Linked DNA regions of Mus musculus: region 2 is linked to region 1. A link is a contact called in ENCODE Hi-C or POLR2A ChIA-PET data. All regions are on one chromosome and are shown on one strand. Each heading gives the region's core, a stretch centred on a gene start or an enhancer-like site at or near the end of the contact. The rest is flanking DNA. Distances are from core to core; before and after follow the strand shown.

The links. Hi-C counts contacts between places; a loop is a spot of excess contacts on that map. ChIA-PET counts read pairs that join two places held with the same protein, here RNA polymerase II (POLR2A).
Region 2: a loop to region 1 is called in a map of heart, with 2.3 times the contacts of the local background. The contact joins the promoter of Gipc3 here to the enhancer-like site in region 1. A Hi-C loop is called at or near these places in 1 of 37 maps with a recorded cell type or tissue (heart). POLR2A ChIA-PET finds 5 or more read pairs at or near these places in 1 of 5 experiments (embryonic stem cell).

The regions. Positions count from the first base shown.
Region 1 is chr10:81,243,209-81,248,068 of GRCm38, forward strand. Zfr2 (zinc finger RNA binding protein 2) reads left to right here. Exons shown (of 18, transcript NM_001034895.3): 7 at 442-587; 8 at 1,453-1,572; 9 at 2,197-2,336; 10 at 2,821-2,953; 11 at 3,382-3,548; 12 at 4,011-4,185. Among named protein-coding and RNA genes, the nearest start is that of Matk, 12 kb to the right of the region's middle. Within about 2 kb of position 2,147, at least 1 of the 3 ENCODE cell types and tissues checked has a DNase peak (open chromatin) inside an H3K27ac peak, as active enhancers do.
Region 2 is chr10:81,340,518-81,345,377 of GRCm38, forward strand. Gipc3 (GIPC PDZ domain containing family, member 3) reads right to left here and starts at 2,842. Exons shown (of 6, transcript NM_148951.2): 1 at 2,561-2,842; 2 at 974-1,159; 3 at 671-851. The coding sequence starts at 2,740.

The DNA of each region.
Region 1 (4,860 bases), core at 897-3,396:
CCTCCCAAGTTCTGGGATTGAAGGCGTGCGCCACCACACCCTGCCAGCTCTCGGTTTTTGAGGCAGGATCTCACCGTGTAACCCGTGGTGACCTGGAACTGATTGGTGCTCCTCCTGCCCTATCCTCCTAAGTGCAGGATTCCAGGTGTGAGCCACCAGCTTTGTGACAACTTAGCTTGAATGGAAGGTCACTGTCCTTTGGAGTTCTCTTGAGGTGACCCATTCACATCAGACAGTCAGTGGCCATTTGCTGAGCTACTGTCTGTCTCTGCTCTTGGCTTGGGTGATATCACAGCCTGCCCTTCTGTGGCTGCAGGATACCATGGTAGTTTCCACAAGAGGGAGTGGCCAGCTAGCTCCCCCTCAGGTTTAGAGTCCCGTGGCATGTAGGGGAAGGGATGGGGCAGGCCTGAGGTTGCAGCCCACCATGGTTTCTGGCAGGGCCACCTGAGCTGCAGACAATGCATGGCCGACCTGGAGACAGGCGGCCATCACACTTCAAGGTGGAGGCCACCAGGGGAGGCCCTGGGGAAGCTTCGGGGAGCTCTGGAGACATGGCGCCAGTGGGCACAGAGTATGTTGAGGAGGTAAGTGGCTGCTGGGACACTGAGTCTTGGTGAGCAGAGCTCAGCTTTGGCCCACTGTGGTTCTGTGAATGGAGCTGCCACAGTAGCCCATCCTCATGTCCACCTTCCACGCAAGGGGTGGGAAGCAGGACCAGGGGGTGGGAAAGCTCACTCAGGGCACCAAGGCCCTCCTGTCCCACCCTACTTGGCCTGAGGGCCCACTGTTCCAGTTTGGCACCAGAGAGCCAAGCTCTGTCTACCTCAGATGGCTTCATACCTTGGCCGGCTTTGCCTGGGAGAGTCAAACTGGACCTGCCTACCCTAAGTCCTGGTTTATGAATGCCAGCCCGAGGGTCCTTGGGCAGTACTTACTGTGCCTGCACCAGGGTGGCTGGCTGCTGCACAAACACCCAGGGTAGGGAGTCGCCACTCATAAGCTCTCTATTCACAGCTGGCTCCATGGCCACTGCCCCAGCAACACAGGGATGGTACTTCCATTGGTGTGTGCAGGTGACCCCTGTGTGGGTGTGTGCAGAAGATAGGTGGCGGTCCCCTAGCCATGTCTTTTTGTCCCTTGCACTTTGTCTAGGGCAGTGCTCACCAGCTAGAGCCAGCTGCGGTGGCCTGCTACTTGGTCATGGGGACAAAGAGAGTTCCTGGTAGCATACAAGGTGTCGGGTGGCTCTTTGCCCCTGGGGTGGGGTTGAGAGGCTGAAGGGACAGGTCAGGGGCATTCCCTGTGCTTTCAAAGCCACTTCTCTGGGATGACACACCCCTGCTAGTGCCATGGGGAGGCTCGTTGTCCTGGGTGTCTTGCTGTCCAGCACCCTCCAGGTCATCAGGGCTGGCCGGCAGGAAGCCGAGTCACGTTCGTGTCCTGTCCTAGGTGTGTAGTGATGAGGGGAAGGTGATCCGCTTCCGATGCAAGCTCTGCGAATGCAGCTTCAATGACCGGAACGCCAGAGACATGCACCTGACTGGACGCCGGCACCGTCTGCAGTACAGAGTGTGTCCAGCAGGGGTGCCAGAGGCCGGCCAGGGCTACCAGTGTGGGGGAAGCGGCTGGTGAAGAGAGGAACAGGAAGAAAGGCTTGAGAGGGGATACAGAGGGCTGCATGGATAGGTGGGGAGTGAGGCGTGTGTATAGAGATAGGTGGGTGAGCGGGCAGACATTATTCGTAGCTTTGCTACTCACTGGAAGGAGTTTCCCCCTCTGGTCCTGCCAGAGACCCTGCAGATGCACAAAGCCACCGACACTCAGGAGCCCACCCTGCTTTGTGTTTGGTTGCTGACCCTCCTTACTGGCTGAGTGTTTTGGTGGCTGTCCTTGGGGAACAACACTCATGACCCCGCCTGGTGCTTGGGCCCCTGCACTCTGAATGAACATGAGTGGCCTACAACCTAGACAGTCTTGGTCATGTAAAGCCACCCCCAGAGCCTGGGCAGGACATTTCCCCAAAGTGACCCATTTTGACTGCTGTGGGCTACATGCAGCCTGCTGTCCCCTCAGCCCACTTCTCCCTACTGCCACTGTGGTGGGGCCCATGAATCTGTAAGAACAGCGGGTGTTAATTGGGGCTTCTCTCTGCCCACGAGCTGGCTGCCCATCTGGCTGGCTTTACCTTTGCAGAAGAAAGTGGATCCTACACTTCCAGTAGCTGCCCGGCCCAGCGGCCCCATTCAGAGGGTGCTGGCCAAGAGGCTACAGAGGCACTGGCAGCAGGTACAGACACAGCTGGAGGATACACGGCGCTGGGACTCTGAGCTAAGGTGACCATGGTGTTCCCTCCTGGCCTCCTCACACCCTTCTTCAACATCTGACATTCCCTACCGTCTCTGTATCCCGTGACCTCTAATGCTACCATGTCCCCTGTCCTCTGATGTCCTCATGTCCCCAACCTCTGATATCCCCATGTTCCTGATGTCCCCATGTCCCCTGACATCTGATACCATGCCTCTGATATTCCCATGTCCCCTGACCTCTGATGCCCCATGACCCCTGACCTCTGATGTCCCCATGTCCCCTGATCTCTGATGTCCCCATGTTCCTGATGTCCCCGTGTCCCCTGACCTCTGATGCCCCATGATCCCTGACCTCTGATATTCCCATGTCCCCTGATTTCTGATGCCCCCATGACCCCTGACCTCTGATATTCCCATGTCCCCTGACCTCTGATGCCCTCATGACCCCTTAACTCTGATGTTCCCAGGCCTCTGGCATCCAGAGCCCCGTGTCCCTATCTGGTCCCCACAGGCAGCAAGAAGAACACAGCAGGCAGCCTGAGGAGACTCCACAGCCCCAGGTTGAGGAGCAGCTACCAGGGCTTCCTGCATGGGCATTGCCAGCTCCCACCACCAGACCAGGGATGGCCACTGCACGGCGCCAGGTGGGTGCTGTTGTAACATGTAGGACACCCAGTCCCCATCAGGCCTTGGGACCCCCTCAGAGGGCAGAGGACCCTGAGACTACCCAGTGCTGTGGGTCCAGCATAGCATGTCTGTCTCACACTGTGGCTCCCTGCAGCCTTCAAGAAGTGTCTGTCCTCATAGGCTGAGCAGGGACCTAAGGCTGGCCTCTCGCTTGAGGAGGACACACACTGTATGGCTCTTAGCCTCTGGCCTGGAAATGGAAAAATGTGCCACAGGAGAGCCCCCCCCCAGACCCAAATCCCCTGCACGTGTTTCCCTATGGGGGCTGCTCAGCCAATGGCCAGCCAATGCTCCCTAGAGCCTGTCTGGCCCTTCAGCACTCTCCGAAGTCCTGCCGGGATGTCTTGTCCCAGCCCACCCCTGATGAGGGTAGCTCTCCCCACAGTCAGGGCGTCGGCCGGAGAGCAGCGACGACCGTCATGTCATGTGTAAGCATGCCTCCATCTACCCCACGGAAGAAGAGCTGCAGGCCATCCAGACAGCTGTGTCCCACACAGAACGAGCACTCAGACTGGTGTCAGACACCCTGGCGGAAGAGAGCAGCCAGCACGGGTTAGTGCCTCAGGGCTCTGTCCTACTGGTTTGTCTCAAATTCCTCTGCCAGACTTGTGACAAAGTCCCTCTTACCCTATTTCCCTGTGTGTTGGGTTTGGTAATCCCAGTACTCAGGAAGCTGAAACAGGAGGATCACTGTGAGGGAGGTTAACCTGGGCTGGACAGTAAGCCCTTGCTTCAGATATAGAGATGATACACAGGTAAATAGATAGATAGATAGACAGACAGACAGAGAGATAGGTCAACCACACATAAATAGCTGGATAGACTGTAAGTAGGTGTCTGGCCTCTCAAGGATCAGGTTGCTTGTGTGGGCTGCAGGATGGGTATGGGGGTGGCAGCAGTGTGTTTCATTTCCCATCTGTGTCCCCTGTAGAGGGGCCAGGTCCCTGGAACTCAGGACCTGGGAGCCTATGCTGTCCCTCCCTCCTGACACATTCTGCCTCTTTGTCTCCGTAGCACCCTGGCGTCCCCACCACCGAGGATGCTGAAGGGTGTGGTGCGGGTTGGCATTCTGGCCAAGGGCCTTGTCCTCCGTGGGGACCACAGTGTACAGCTGACCCTGCTCTGCTCCAAGAAGCCCACGCACTCCCTGCTGCAGAGGATCAAGCAGGAGCTGCCCCGAGAGCTGTCTGTAAGAGCAAGGCCAGGACAGGGTCTGCAGTTAGAGGACAGAGAGGCCCCGCAGGGCTGGGAGCTGGCTCCATCACCTCCCACATAGGCGCTGGGATCTGAGTTCGAACCTCAAGAAACTGTGTAAAAGCCAGTCGTAGGCCAGGTGTGGAGGTTCATGTCTGCAATCCCAGCCCTTGGGAGGCAGGATCCCAGAGGCAGCCTGGCCAAGCAGGGAGCTGGGTACCTGTTGGAGACCCTGCTTTAAAAAGTGAGGTGAAAGTCAACTGAGAAACAGTCTGACTTCAGTCTCTGGCCCTGGCACACACAAAAGAAAGGGATCAGGTGTGCACCTCTCCTCCTGGAACTGAGACAGAGAATGGCATGTTCTGGCCAGGGCTCCTGCTGTGGCTTAGTGGTGAGCACTCTCACATGTGGGGCTCTGGGTCTGTTCCCAGCACTGGTGCATGGCAGCAATGTCTTTCATTTCCCATCTGTGTCCCCTGTAGAGGGCTGGGTGTCTGGAACTCAGGAGTGTGGAGTGTGGCAACCTAGAGGCCTTTGCTGTCCCTCCCTCCTGACATGTTCTGTGTGTGCACAGGTAGCGCTAACACACACACACACACACACACACACACTTCCTAGACTTTGTACTCACAGGTGTCAGAGGTAGCGTAACAGTTTTAGTTTCCTTTTG
Region 2 (4,860 bases), core at 1,592-4,091, 98 kb after region 1:
CTGTTGAAGGACTATGGGGCTACGGGTGTGGTCAGGGGGTAAAGTCCCATCTAAAACCCCCCAGTGAGGGACTTGGGGCGTGGTCAGGGTGGAGCCCCTCCTAGAATCCTCCAATGAGGAGATAGGGGCGTGGTCAGGCATAGAGCCCCCACCTAGAGTCCCCTATTGATGGGTTGTGGGTGTGGTCAGGGTGGAGCTCCGCCTAGAACTTCTGTGAAGGAGCTGCGGGCGGGCGTGGTGGTGGAGGTTCAGGTCCTCCCCTCCCTTAGGATCCTCCAGTGAAGGGCTTGGGGTGTGGTCAGGGTTGGAGTCCTGGAGGTTTATATTATTCTTTCCCTAAGAGACCCTGCTGAGTGATGTCTGGGGACATGTCTGGCTATCCTCCCCTGAGGAGCTCCTGACAAAGAGTAAGGAACACTGCTCAGCACCCTGAAGAGCCCGGGACACTACACAGAAAGCACCCCAAAACGGTGCGGTGCTCACATCGCCAAGTTTGAATAACTTTTCTAGAAGCAACCCTCCTTTCTCGAAGTCATTGCAAAGCAGGCCCAAGGTCATCTTTGGGTACATATTGAGTTTGATGGCAGCTTGGGCTATGAAAATATGAGTCAGAATACCATTTCCTGCTTCTCATTGCCCTGGGGCAAGCCTGGGGCCCATCAATCCTTACCAAAAGCTCTCCGGGGCTGCACTAGACGCAGGGTGAAGGGCTGAGACTTGGGCAGCTCCCGGAGCATTTTAGCCACCTCGTAGTGCCGGCAGCCCACAATAGAGTGGTCATTGATGGCCTCAATGCTATCCCCCACGCACACAGCCTCAATCCGGTTGATAATGCTGCCTTCCTTGATTCTCTATGGGAAATGACAATCACTCGTGACTAGTCTGCCCGGGGCCACCCTCCCTGGGGTCCCCAGAGTCTTCTTAGGACTCGACAAGGCCATTGATCACCCAGTTCACACACACCCACAGGCACCTTGATGAAGGCGTATCCGGCTCCGTTGTCTGTGATGGTCAGTCCTAGAGCATCCTCCGTTTTGGTGACCTCCACTTCTTTGGTCTCTCCACGCACATGTGCAAAGATGAAGTCTTCCAGCCCAATCTGTCCCCCCAGCAACTTTTGCATGTCCACTTTGTGACTGTTGAGGGTGCAGAATAGGATCTGTTCGGATAAGAGAGGGACCCAGATTGAGCCATGGACAAAAGTCGATTCTGTGCACATCCTTCTGCGGGCGCCCCCTGGAGGCCAGATGCACCCGTGGCCCGCAGGAAACAGCAGCTGCCCCCAGCCTCTAACTGCTCACCGGTGACCAAGTGGGCTGGCAAGACTGTGGGTGTGCTTTAGGTCTGTCTGTTCCTAAGCAGGAACTTAGGAAGCTGAGGCAGAAGGATGACTGAGAGTCTCAGGCTTCCCAAAAATAAAAAATAAAAAAGCCAAGCATCCTGAATCGGGAGTGTAAGCCCAGAAGTCGGGAAGCCAAGGCAAGGGAAATGCTGGAAGTTAGAAGCCAGCTTGGGTTACAGAATGAATTTCAGGCCAGCCTGAGCTACAAAGCGAAATATTATCTTAATTAGACGAACAAGCAATGGAATGAAAACGGACAAGAGGGCTAGAGCTCAGCGGTTAAGAGCACCATCTGCTTTTCTGAAGGTCCTGAGTTCAAATCCCAGCAACCACATGGTGGCTCACAACCATCTGTAACAAGATCTGATGCCCTCTTCTAAAGTGTCTGAGACAGCTACACAGTGTCCTTACGTATAATAAATAACTAAATCTTTAAAAAAAGAAAAGAAAAGAAAATGGACAAGAAGGCTGGAGTCAGGAGGGAGGGAGGGAGTGGGAGGGGCTTGTGGCCAGTCTGCCAAGTCCTGAACCTGTTTGATTCTCAAGGGCTGCATGTGGAAGGAGAGTACTAACCCCTTGCAAACTGTTGCCCAACCTCCACCGTGGTGCCCACTCTGGTGCCCCTACATATAATAAATCAAACCCACACTAAGTGGGTGGCCCACACCTTTAATCCCAGCTCTCTAGAGGCTGCAGCAGGTAGATTTCTGTGAATTTGAAATCAGACTGGTCTACAGAGCTAGTTCCAGACCGGCCAGGGCTACATGATGAGACTGCCTGTCTTAGAAAAACAAAATTAAAAGAAAGAAAACAAACAACTGAAAGGGAATAGTAGAAATAATTGAGTTGAAAAAAATTAAAAGTGATTTTATTTTATATAAGGCCTCATGTAGCTCAGGCTGACCCTCTAGTTTCCTATGTATCTGAGGATGACCAGCTTAACTCTCAATCCTCCTGCCTCCACCTTCCCAGAATCGGAATAACAGACTTTACATCACTACACCTGCTTTATCCTGTGTCGGGGATGGAAACTGGCTTTCCAAACCCTAGGTGACTGCTCTACCCACTGAGCTGATTGCCACCCATTAGCCATTCATGGGCTCCTGACACCTGGGTCGGGTCCTCGGCGGCTATGGGAACCCCACTCCCAGGGTCTGATCCTGTCTTTCGCGTGGAGTGCAGACAGGATCCTGGGTGGTGTCCGCGGTCCACCCTCACCTCGGTAGGAGCGATGCCGAAGGCCTCGGCGATCTTGGCGTAAAGCTCGCGGACATTGGTGAAGCCCTCGATCCTGCCGGTCGGACTGCCGTGCGCCAGCTGCGTGCGGAACACTAGGCGCGGGCGCGCGCGGGCGGGGGGCTCGGTGGCCCCGGGCTCGCGGGGCGCAGCACTGTCCATGGTGCGTGGGGTCCGCCGCGTCCTGAGCCTCCCGCCGGAGGTCCCGCGACAGCGGAGCCGGGCGTAAGCGGATCCGGGAACCCGAGCCGCCCGGGGGAAGGTGAAACCGCCCGCCGGGGCCAGCCGCGCCCTCCCCCGGGACTCGCGAACAACAGGGGGAGGCCCCGGGCTGTGGGTGCTGCGTCCAGTCTTGGCCTCCCGGGGAGCCCCGCCCGTCCTCCCCTTCTCCCTCCTCCGCTCCGCACACAGCCCACCGTCCATGTCAGCGGTCTTCCCGCAGCCCCCGACCCTGTCTGTGAACTCCGTGCCTTGTCCCTCTGTCTATCTGGCCTCGCGTGCCTCCTTCCTTGCCCTACCTCAGGGTCCACCCTGCCTCAGGGCTCTTGCACAAGCTGGGCTCTCCTCTGGGGCTCAGTCCCCAGAGCTCCCAGTGAGTTCCTGCTCACCTGTTTATTTTAAAGACCACCTGCGGCCCCTACCTCCAAATCTCTCCCTTAATAATTTTTGTTTTGTTTTTGAGACAGAATCTCATGTAGCCCAGGTTGGCCTGGAACTCACTATGTACCCAAGGGTGACCCTAACCTCCTCCTGATCCTCTGGCGTCAGACTCCCCAATGATGGAATTAAAGTTGTGTGCACTACCCCTGGAAAAATAATTGTCGATAGCCAGGCAGTGAGAGTGCACACCTTTAGTCCAAGCACTGGGAAGGTAGAGGCAGGTGGCTCTCTGAGTTCAAGGCTAGCCTGGTCTACAGAGCGAGTTCCAGGACAGCTAGGGCTATACAGAGAATCCTCTCTCAACTCAGCCCACTCTCCTGGCAAAAAGAATTTTTGTTAAGAAATGAAGACCAGGGCTGGAGAGATGGCCCAGCGGTTAAGAGCACTGACTGCTCTTCCAGAGGTCCTGAGTTCAATTCCCAGCAATCGCATGGTGGCTCACAACCATCTGTAATGAGATCTGACGCCCTCTTCTGGTGTGTTTCTCTGAAGAGAGCAACAGTGTACTCACATATGTAAAATAAATAAATAAATAAATAAATAAATAAATAAATCTAGAAAGAAAGAAAGAAAGAAAGAAAGAAAGAAAGAAAGAAAGAAAGAAAGAAAGAAAGAAAGAAAGAAAGAAAGGAAGGAAGGATGACCAAACCACTATAAAATGCTACTTTTTCAGGGATCCCCAGGTATGTGGTGGGTGAAGTGGGGTGTGCAGGGGTCAATGAACATCTGAGGCTGTTTGTGTCTTCTAGATTCCCACGACAGAGTGTCACAACGTAGGTGACTTAAAAGAGGACCAACAACGGAAACTGGAGGGATGGTTCAGTGGTTAAAAGCACTGGCCAGTAACTCACCTCCAACTATAATTGGATCTGATGCCCTCTTCTGGCATGCAGGTGTACATACAGAGAGAGTATTCAGAGAGAGAGAGAGATCTGGGCATAAGGACACCCCTACCTGGGGACGTGGAGGATCAAGGTCATCCTTGACACACAGTGAATTCCAGGCTAGCCTTGGCTACATGAGACATTGTCACAAAACAAAACTCAGATGAACTTAATCCTTCCTCAGTTGATAAGTGGAGGTGCTCCCCTCTCTCCCGGGGCTGTGGGAGGCTGTCTTCGACTCTGGCAGTCCTTGACTGGCCTTGGCCCACAGGCCTGTTGTGCAGTTTCTGCCTCTGTTGTCACTAAGCCCGCTCCTAGGCCTGTGTTAACTTTCCTGTTCTCAAAATGATACTCGCTGCTGGCATAGTGCCCACTCTACCCCAACATGACCTCACTCAAGTTAATCTCACTGTTTTCCTCCTGATTCCCAATAAGGCCATGCCTGGGGGTTCTGGGGTGAGGACAGGAGCACATTTGGGGGGATACAATTCCTTGGCACAGCATATGTGTGCTGGATTGGGAAGTTTTACAAGATATTCTATCTCATTAATTAAACAGAGTCCCTTGGCAGGGCTCTTCAAGTTTGAGCCAGAGGTATCTTCCACAGTTATCTGCCACATCCCACAGCTCCTGCCCTGGGGCAGGGCAGGGGTGGGGGGAGGTCGATGTGGATGGTCAAACAGGAAGCAGACAGGCACAGACTGCCACGCCAGAGTGACTTACCACAGCCTGGGGCAC